Regions from separate parts of the Mus musculus genome. Here all the other regions are linked to region 3. Evidence: chromatin loops called from intact Hi-C (ENCODE). Cell type or tissue: left cerebral cortex. All regions are shown on one strand. Region 1 has its middle 49 kb from the start of Chrdl2. Region 2 has its middle 57 kb from the start of Pold3. Region 3 has its middle 1.9 kb from the start of Olfr521.

What was found. A loop is a pair of places that touch in the nucleus more often than their neighbours do. Peaks named below come from ENCODE experiments on the same cell type or tissue, not always from the same donor. Only the 100,000 strongest peaks of a DNase experiment are listed, where the experiment ranks them.
Region 1: it touches region 3 in a loop (1.9-fold over the local background); 2 of 42 quality-filtered maps call a loop at or near these places.
Region 2: it touches region 3 in a loop (2.1-fold over the local background); 2 of 42 quality-filtered maps call a loop at or near these places.

The regions. Positions count from the first base shown.
Region 1 is chr7:100,053,771-100,056,270 of GRCm38, reverse strand. No RefSeq gene overlaps it. Among named protein-coding and RNA genes, the nearest start is that of Chrdl2, 49 kb to the right of the region's middle. In left cerebral cortex, no CTCF peak of the experiment used is centred here; no DNase peak of the experiment used is centred here.
Region 2 is chr7:100,063,481-100,065,980 of GRCm38, reverse strand. No RefSeq gene overlaps it. Among named protein-coding and RNA genes, the nearest start is that of Pold3, 57 kb to the left of the region's middle. In left cerebral cortex, no CTCF peak of the experiment used is centred here; no DNase peak of the experiment used is centred here.
Region 3 is chr7:99,763,991-99,766,490 of GRCm38, reverse strand. No RefSeq gene overlaps it. Among named protein-coding and RNA genes, the nearest start is that of Olfr521, 1.9 kb to the left of the region's middle. In left cerebral cortex, no CTCF peak of the experiment used is centred here; no DNase peak of the experiment used is centred here.

The DNA of each region.
Region 1 (2,500 bases), 290 kb before region 3:
GCCCTCCTCTCAAAACAAAGTGGAAAGAGAGAACTGACACCCACAGAAGTTGTCCTCTGACTTTCACAAGTGTTCTGTGGTGTGCTAGTCAATTAATTATTAATTAATTTAGGACCAGCAAGATGGCTCAGCAGGTAAAGGTGTTTGCTGGCAAACCTGACAAACTAAGTCAATTCCACAGGCAGAAGGGGAGAACTGACTCCCACAATTTTCTCTCTGGCCTCTTCCATACTCTCACTTGTGAATGTGTGTGCACCCCCAAACCCCTAGTAAATAAATGAAAAAAAAAAATGAAAATGGCTGGAAATCAGCTTTTCTCTGGAGCCCGTCGTGAGCTGCTGCCCGCTGTCCCTTGACTTGCTCTCTGTTGCACATTTCTCACCCGGCACAACCGTGTGAGGCCTTTTTGGGGTCCCAGAACACAGAAACCATTCATCAGCTCGGCCTCATCTTCAGGAAGAGACATGGGAGGGACGTCAGATGCATCACCAGTGGGCTCAGCACTGTGACACAGGGAAGCATAGGGGATGCTGGGGATCTAGACAATGGCCCTTGGTTCCCACGACCAGAGATGTTCCTAAGTTCACACGACTAGGCCATCCTCTGTTACATATGCAACTAGAGACACAGCTCTAGGGGGTACTGGTTAGTTCATATTGTTGTTCCTCCTATAGGGCTGCAGACCCCTTTAGCTCCTTGGATACTTTCTCTAGCTCCTTCATTAGGGGACTTGTGTTCCATCCAATAAATGACTGTGCGCATCCACTTCTGTATTTGCCAGACACTGGCATAGCCTCACAAGAGAGAGCTATATCAGGGTCCTGTCAGTAAAACCTTTCTGGCATATGCAATAGTGTCTGGGTTTGGTGGTTGTATATGGGATGGATCCCCAGGTGGGGCAGTCGCTGGATAGTCCTTCCTTCCATCTCAGCTCCAAACTTTGTCTCTGTAACTCCTTCCATGGGTATTTTGTTCCCAATTCTAAGAAGGAGTGAAGTATCCACACTTTGGTCTTCCTTCTTGAGTTTCATGTGTTTTGCAAATTGTATCTTGGGTATTCTAAGTTTCTGGGCTAATATCTACTTATCAGTGAGTGCATATCATGTGTGTTCTTTTGTGAGTGGGTTACCTCACTCAAGATGATATCCTCCAGATCCATCCATTTGCCTAAGAATTTCATAAATTCATTGTTTTTAATAGCTCAGTAGTACTCCATTGTGTAGATATCTTTTAAATCTATTTGTTTCATAACTTCTGTTAGCTTCACTGTATCTCTGTTTAGTTTCTGTTTCCAGGATCTGTCCATTGATGAGAGTGGAGTGTTGAAATCTCCCACTATTGTTGTGTGTGGTGCAATGTGTGCTTTGAGCCATATTATAGTTTCGTTAATGAATGTGAATGCCATTGCATTTGGAGCACAGATATTCAGAATTGGAAGTTTGTCTTGGAAGATTTTATTTTTGATGAGTATGAAATGCCCCTCCCTGTCTTTTTTGATAACTTTGGATTGGAAATCGATTTTATTAGATATTAGAATGGCTACTCCAGCTTGTTTCTTGGGACCATTTGCTTGGAAATTTGTTTTCCAGCCTTTTACTCTGAGATAGTGTCTGTCTTTGTCTCTGAGGTGTGTTTCCTGTATGCAGCAAAAAGTTGGGTCCTGTTTATATAGCCAGTCTGTTAGTCTATGTCTTTTTATTGGGGAATTGAGTCCATTGATATTAAGAGATATTAAGGAAAAGTAATTGTTGCTTCCTGTTATTTTTGTTGTTAGAGTTGGGATTCTGTTCTTTTGGCTATCTTCTTTTAGGTTTGTTGAAGAATTACTTTCTTGCTTTTTCTAGGACGTAGTTTCCTTCCTTGTGTTGGAGTTTTCCCTTTATTATCCTTTGAAGGGCTGAATTTGTGGAAAGGTATTGTGTGAATTTGGTTTTGTCATGGAATACTTTGGTTTCTCCATCTATGGTAATTGAGAGTTTTGCTGGGTATAGTAGCCTGGGCTGGCATTTGTATTCTCTTAGGGTCTGTATAACATCTGTCCAGGATCTTCTGGCTTTCATAGTCTCTGGTGAGAAGTCTGGTGTAATTCTAATAGGTCTGCCTTTATATATTACTTGACTTTTTTCCCTTACTGCTTTTAATATTCTATCTTTATTTGGTGCATTTGTTGTTCTGATTATTATGTGTCAGAAAGAATTTCTTTTCTGGTCCAGTCTATTTGGAGTTCTATAGGCTTCTTGTATGTTCATGGGCATGTCTTTCTTTAGGTTTGGGAAGTTTTCTTCTATAATTTTGTTGAAGATATTTACTAGCCCTTTAAGTTGAAAATCTTTATTCTCATCTATACCTATTATCGTTAGGTTTGGTCTTCTTATTGTGTCCTGGATTTCCTGGGTGTTTTGAGTTAGGATCTTTTTGCATTTTGCATTTTCTTTGATTGTTGTGCTCATGTTCTCTATGGAATCTTCTGAACTTGAGATTCTCTCTTCCATCTCTTGTA
Region 2 (2,500 bases), 300 kb before region 3:
CTGACATTATCCAGACTTAAGGCTTACTTTATGCCCAGATACAATATGCTTGTTACAATCCCAGCTCTCGAGAAGCTAGGGCAGGAGGTCATATGTTCTAGACCAACCAGGGCAATGTAGTAAGACCATGTCTCAAAAGGTAGAAAAGGGTAACATTTAATATAAAGTTGTAGCAACCAAGGTTATGTAAGTTACTAAGTTACGTGTCTGTAACCTCAGTACTGGGGGGGTGGGAGCAAGAGGATCAGGAGTCTAAGGCCAGCCTGAGCTACATAAGACCCTCTCTCAAAAGCAGCAAACTACAGTGTGATCTGGTAAAACAATGAACAGATAGATCAAGGGAACAGGAGAGTCCTGAAACTAGATCCATATTAATCAGCCAACACCTGACAGAGGCATAGGCAGTTGGATAGAAGAAAGACCATGTTTTTAGTTAATGCTGTTGCAACAACTAGACATCCATGTAGAAAAAGAGAAACTTTGATACAGATCTTGTTATAATCATCACAGAGATCAGCTCAGATGTAAACATAAGGCTCTAAGAAGATAGAAGAGAGAACCATGACCTTGGATTTGCTGATGACCTTTCAGATGTATAACACTCAAGGCAAGATTTGTACAAGAATCAATAAGCTGACCTGCAATGAAATGAGAGGACATGCTCTTCAGGGGATGTTGCTAAAGGAATAAGGAGTAAATCCATGGAACGAGAGGAAATGTTTACAGAGACATCTGATAAAGAGCTTTATTCAAAATAGAGAATGTTTTTAATTCAATAAGAGAACAAAACTGTTCTTTTCCATGTGTGCATACATGTTCATGTGTGTGCAAATGCGCATACATGTTCATGTGTGTGCAAATGCACACACATGTGGGGAGGCCAGAGGACAGCCTCGGGCACCATCCACTTTTTAATCAATTTATTGTTTGCTTATTTAAAAGCAGGGTTTCTGAGTGTATAGGAACTTGCCAAGTAGGTTAGACTGGCCGACCAGAAAACTCCAGGATCCAGTTGCCACCACCTCCCTGCACTGGGATAGCATGTGTCTCCTGTGGATTCTGGGGACCAGACTCAAATCCCTTTGCCTACAAGGCAAACACTTTACAGGCTGAGATGCCTCCACAGCCCCTGATTTTTTTAAATGGGCAAGACTTGAGCAGATCCTTTGGTGAGAAGGTATGCAGGTGGCAAGTGAGGACATACCCAGCATTTTTTGGTGATTAGGAAACTGCACATCAACAATGGAGTCCCACCACACAAGTCAGAATGACCCAAATCCAGAAGACAAACACCAGGCCTGGTAACAACGTGGAACTTTTCTTTAAAAGGTCTTTTTCAAGTCTTGTACTGAGAGCTGACTCACTGGTTCAAAGCATCTGCTGCTCTTGGAGAGGACCTGAGGTCAGTTCTGGTCCTCACGTGGAGTGGCTCGCAAAGAGGTTTTACTCCAGTTCCAGTGGATCTAACACCCTTTTCTAGCCTCTGTGGTCACCTGCATGTGTGTATATACATGAATACACACACAAATACAAATAAAGTCTTTTTTTAAAAATAAGTGTAGAGGATAAAATTAACAGCAGGTAAAACACTGTAGAAGGAAAGATTAGTGAATTGGAAGGCAAGGAAGTAGAAATGATTGAAACCGAATCACAGAGTTGGTAATGATGCAGCTCTGTAGTCTAGCACTTTCTAGCATGTGCAAGGTCCTGGATCTGAACTCCAAATCCACTGAAATAAGACCCAAATTACAAACAAAAAACCAAACAACAACAACAACAAAATTCTTAAGTTACCAGGAGGGGAAAAATAATAAAGTTTCAGTATATTTAGAAAAATCATGACTGAAAAAAATTTAAAGTGTATGGCAATTCTAAGCATATAGATCCAAGAAATTTCCTGTGAAGGATGAAATAAAGAAACCTCCACTGCATACATAAAATATCCAAGAAAAAAGAAAAAAAGAACCCCCCCCTCCAGGTAGTAGAGCAAAATCTCTGCAGAAGGGGCTGAGATGCAGCTCACCGATAGAGCACTTGCCTGGCGTGCTCAAGGCCCCAGATTTGATATCCAGTACCAGGCAATAATTAATTTTGCAAACAAATAAATAATAGATAACATCCACAAAATGAAAAATAATAACGGGTGTGCAAATGCTGACACTGCAAACTGGAACAGAAAAAAACAACAACATGGGGATGAAGAGGAAAACCCACAGCTCTTTATCCACATAAAATGGACTTCCAAAGGAAAGGCAGGGACTGGAGGGGTGGCTGAGCAGTTCAAAGTACATACTTCTCTTGTAGAGGACCCAAGTTCAGTCTCAGAACGCTGGTTGAGAGGTTCACTACCACCTAAAATTCCAGCTCCATGAGATGTGACGCCTTCTTCTGGCTTTCACAAGCGCCTGCATGTGTGTGTCCACATACACAATTAAAAAGAAAAAACAAACAAAAGCTGAGAGGACTTGTCACCCCTGAGCTGTGCTGTAGGGAGTTCTCC
Region 3 (2,500 bases):
GTCTTCTCAGTGTAACTATTAACCCACCACTGACTTCCTTCTCTCTTGTTTGCTCCGCTCTGTTGTCTCCTTCTAAGTTGACACATCTGTCCCCCCTTTCAGTGAGAGGGTCTCTGTCATTTGGAGGAAAAGTGGTGACATTGAGAATGTTTTAGGTGCTTGTCAAGCCAGGGGACCTGATGATGCTTCTCTGGTTATTTTGCAAGACAGGATCCATGGCAGTCTCTCTACAGGACCACTGACTGCTTCTCCCCAGCCCAGGCGGAACCCTAGTTAATCACTGTATGGCCATCACTCAGCAGGCCTCTCTGTTCTCTGCTCAGAAGGTGCCGTGGTGTCCTGGGATAGATGGAAAGGGGTGCTTTGTAGAGGACTTGAGATATGCTCGCAGTATCGGTTTCTATGGAAAAGAACTCTCAGAAGAATCAAAATAGAACATTTCAACCCATAGAGGTTGGGACTTAAGCAAAAGGTGAATACTGTTTTATTCTCAGCCTTAGGCTTGTTCCCTGAACCACTGGAGGCAAGAGTCTCCTGCCACTGATAATGTTGTGTCTCAGTGATCCCATGACTTTTATTTTCCCATTTTCTAACAAAACATTTCTCATGCACAAAACATTATATAATATTAAGAGTTATTTTCCAGCCATCCCATCCCTGTAGGCCAGAGACTTTGCACAGGAGGATGGGGACTTTCCTAGATGCCGCACCCGCTGGCTGAAATGCCAGGAAGACTATGCTGAGTCTCTGCTTTCTGGGGCACGTCTCCTCTCCTTTCAGTCTTTCCTGAGGAATACAGACATCAAGTTTCCAAGCCAAAGCTATTTGGGCAGAGACTTCAACTTCCCCCTTTTGCAATTGATAATATCAGAAAAGACTAAATTTCAAATATTTTTCTGAGGCCCAATATGGTAGAATTTAAATTGGTGTTTAGCAATACAAACATTTCCTTGACAATATGTCCTTGACTTAACAAAGAGTATGCCAATTGGTTGCAAATTGAGATTCCATGAACCAGACCCCTATATGCCATTAGATTCAGTAGTCTGGTTGTTTTACACCCTCAGAGACACCTCCTGCCCTACCTGGACATTACAGTTCCCATTCAAGCAGGAGCTGCCTGTTTTCCCAGTATCAGACTGAGCTTGAGGGTGAGGGGTGATGTTGGAGGGATGAACCTGAAAAGGACACACCCTGAAGTGCCCCAGCTGCCCCTGCTTCTCCCTTCTCTGCCCACACTGTTCGCTGACAGAGACATGGATGCTGAGATCCTGTTGGAAGCTAGCTTGTAGAATTTGCCTGCTGTGTGCTACTGGATTGTCTAATAGGCAGTCCAGGCTTCGGCCACCACTAAACTGGGGGCACCAAAGTTGCTCAGTTTCTTAAAGAGTTTGATATTTGGTGGCAACCAGTTCATCATAGGAAATGCCAACATCCCTTAGACTTACTCCATTTTCTAAGATGGGATTGCTTTATCCTGAATTATAGTCTGCGTCTAAGTAATGCAGCCCATGCTTAGGGCCAAAAGGCCCAGCCCTAGGGAATTGTCTAGTACCAGCTCTACCACTGGTAGAGAGGGAAGGGCAGATGGATGAGTCACCTGAATGTCCAACCTGCCCTTGAGGTTCATCATCTCCTATCACAGAGCCCTCCCTGCCGGATGCTTCTTAAAACCAAAGAAAGTGGGCTGGCAAGATGATGTGGTAGATAAAAGCTCTTATTGCACAAGTCTGGTTATCTGAGTTTGATTCCTGGATCCACAGTGGAAACAGAGCCAAATTCCAAAAGTGGTCCTCTGACATTCATACCTGTTCTGGGGCACAGGTGCACATAAACTCATAAACACATCACATACACTCACACATACTTACACACATACACTCACACACAAATACACACATGCAAATACACTCACTCATGTGGACACACCCATACACATACACACTCGCACAGGCGTACACACATATTCATACACACACTCTCACACATACACATGTACTTACACACACACACTCATACACACTCACGCACCCACCAATAAGTCAAGTAAAAATGGAACATATACCCAAAAAAGGAAATTAAGTAATTAAGGTTAAGAGAAGGGCAGGCTCTGTCCAAGGCCACAGCGTGAGGAGCGAGAACAGAGGGCACTCCTGGAGCCAGCTCAGCTGAAAAGTCCAAGCCCTACCTATCAGCCAAGACTTCAGTTGCTGGATCAGCCCTTATTCTTTCTTGCTGTGATCCTCATCACTGTTTATCTCATCTGTACATGAGGGTGTTGATGGATAGATCTTTGAAGGATTCAATGAACTGCCTTCTGAGTGTACCCTGTGTATTTGGCAGAGTGGGGGATGAAAAGACATGTGTCACATGATCCATGCTCTAAGGGAGAAAGAGAGTTTTCACCACAAAGCCACACTCTCTGCCTTCACAATTCCATACCCACTGTAGCAGACAAGTCCGTGAACTTGGGAGATAACAGGATACAAATGCCTGCTCA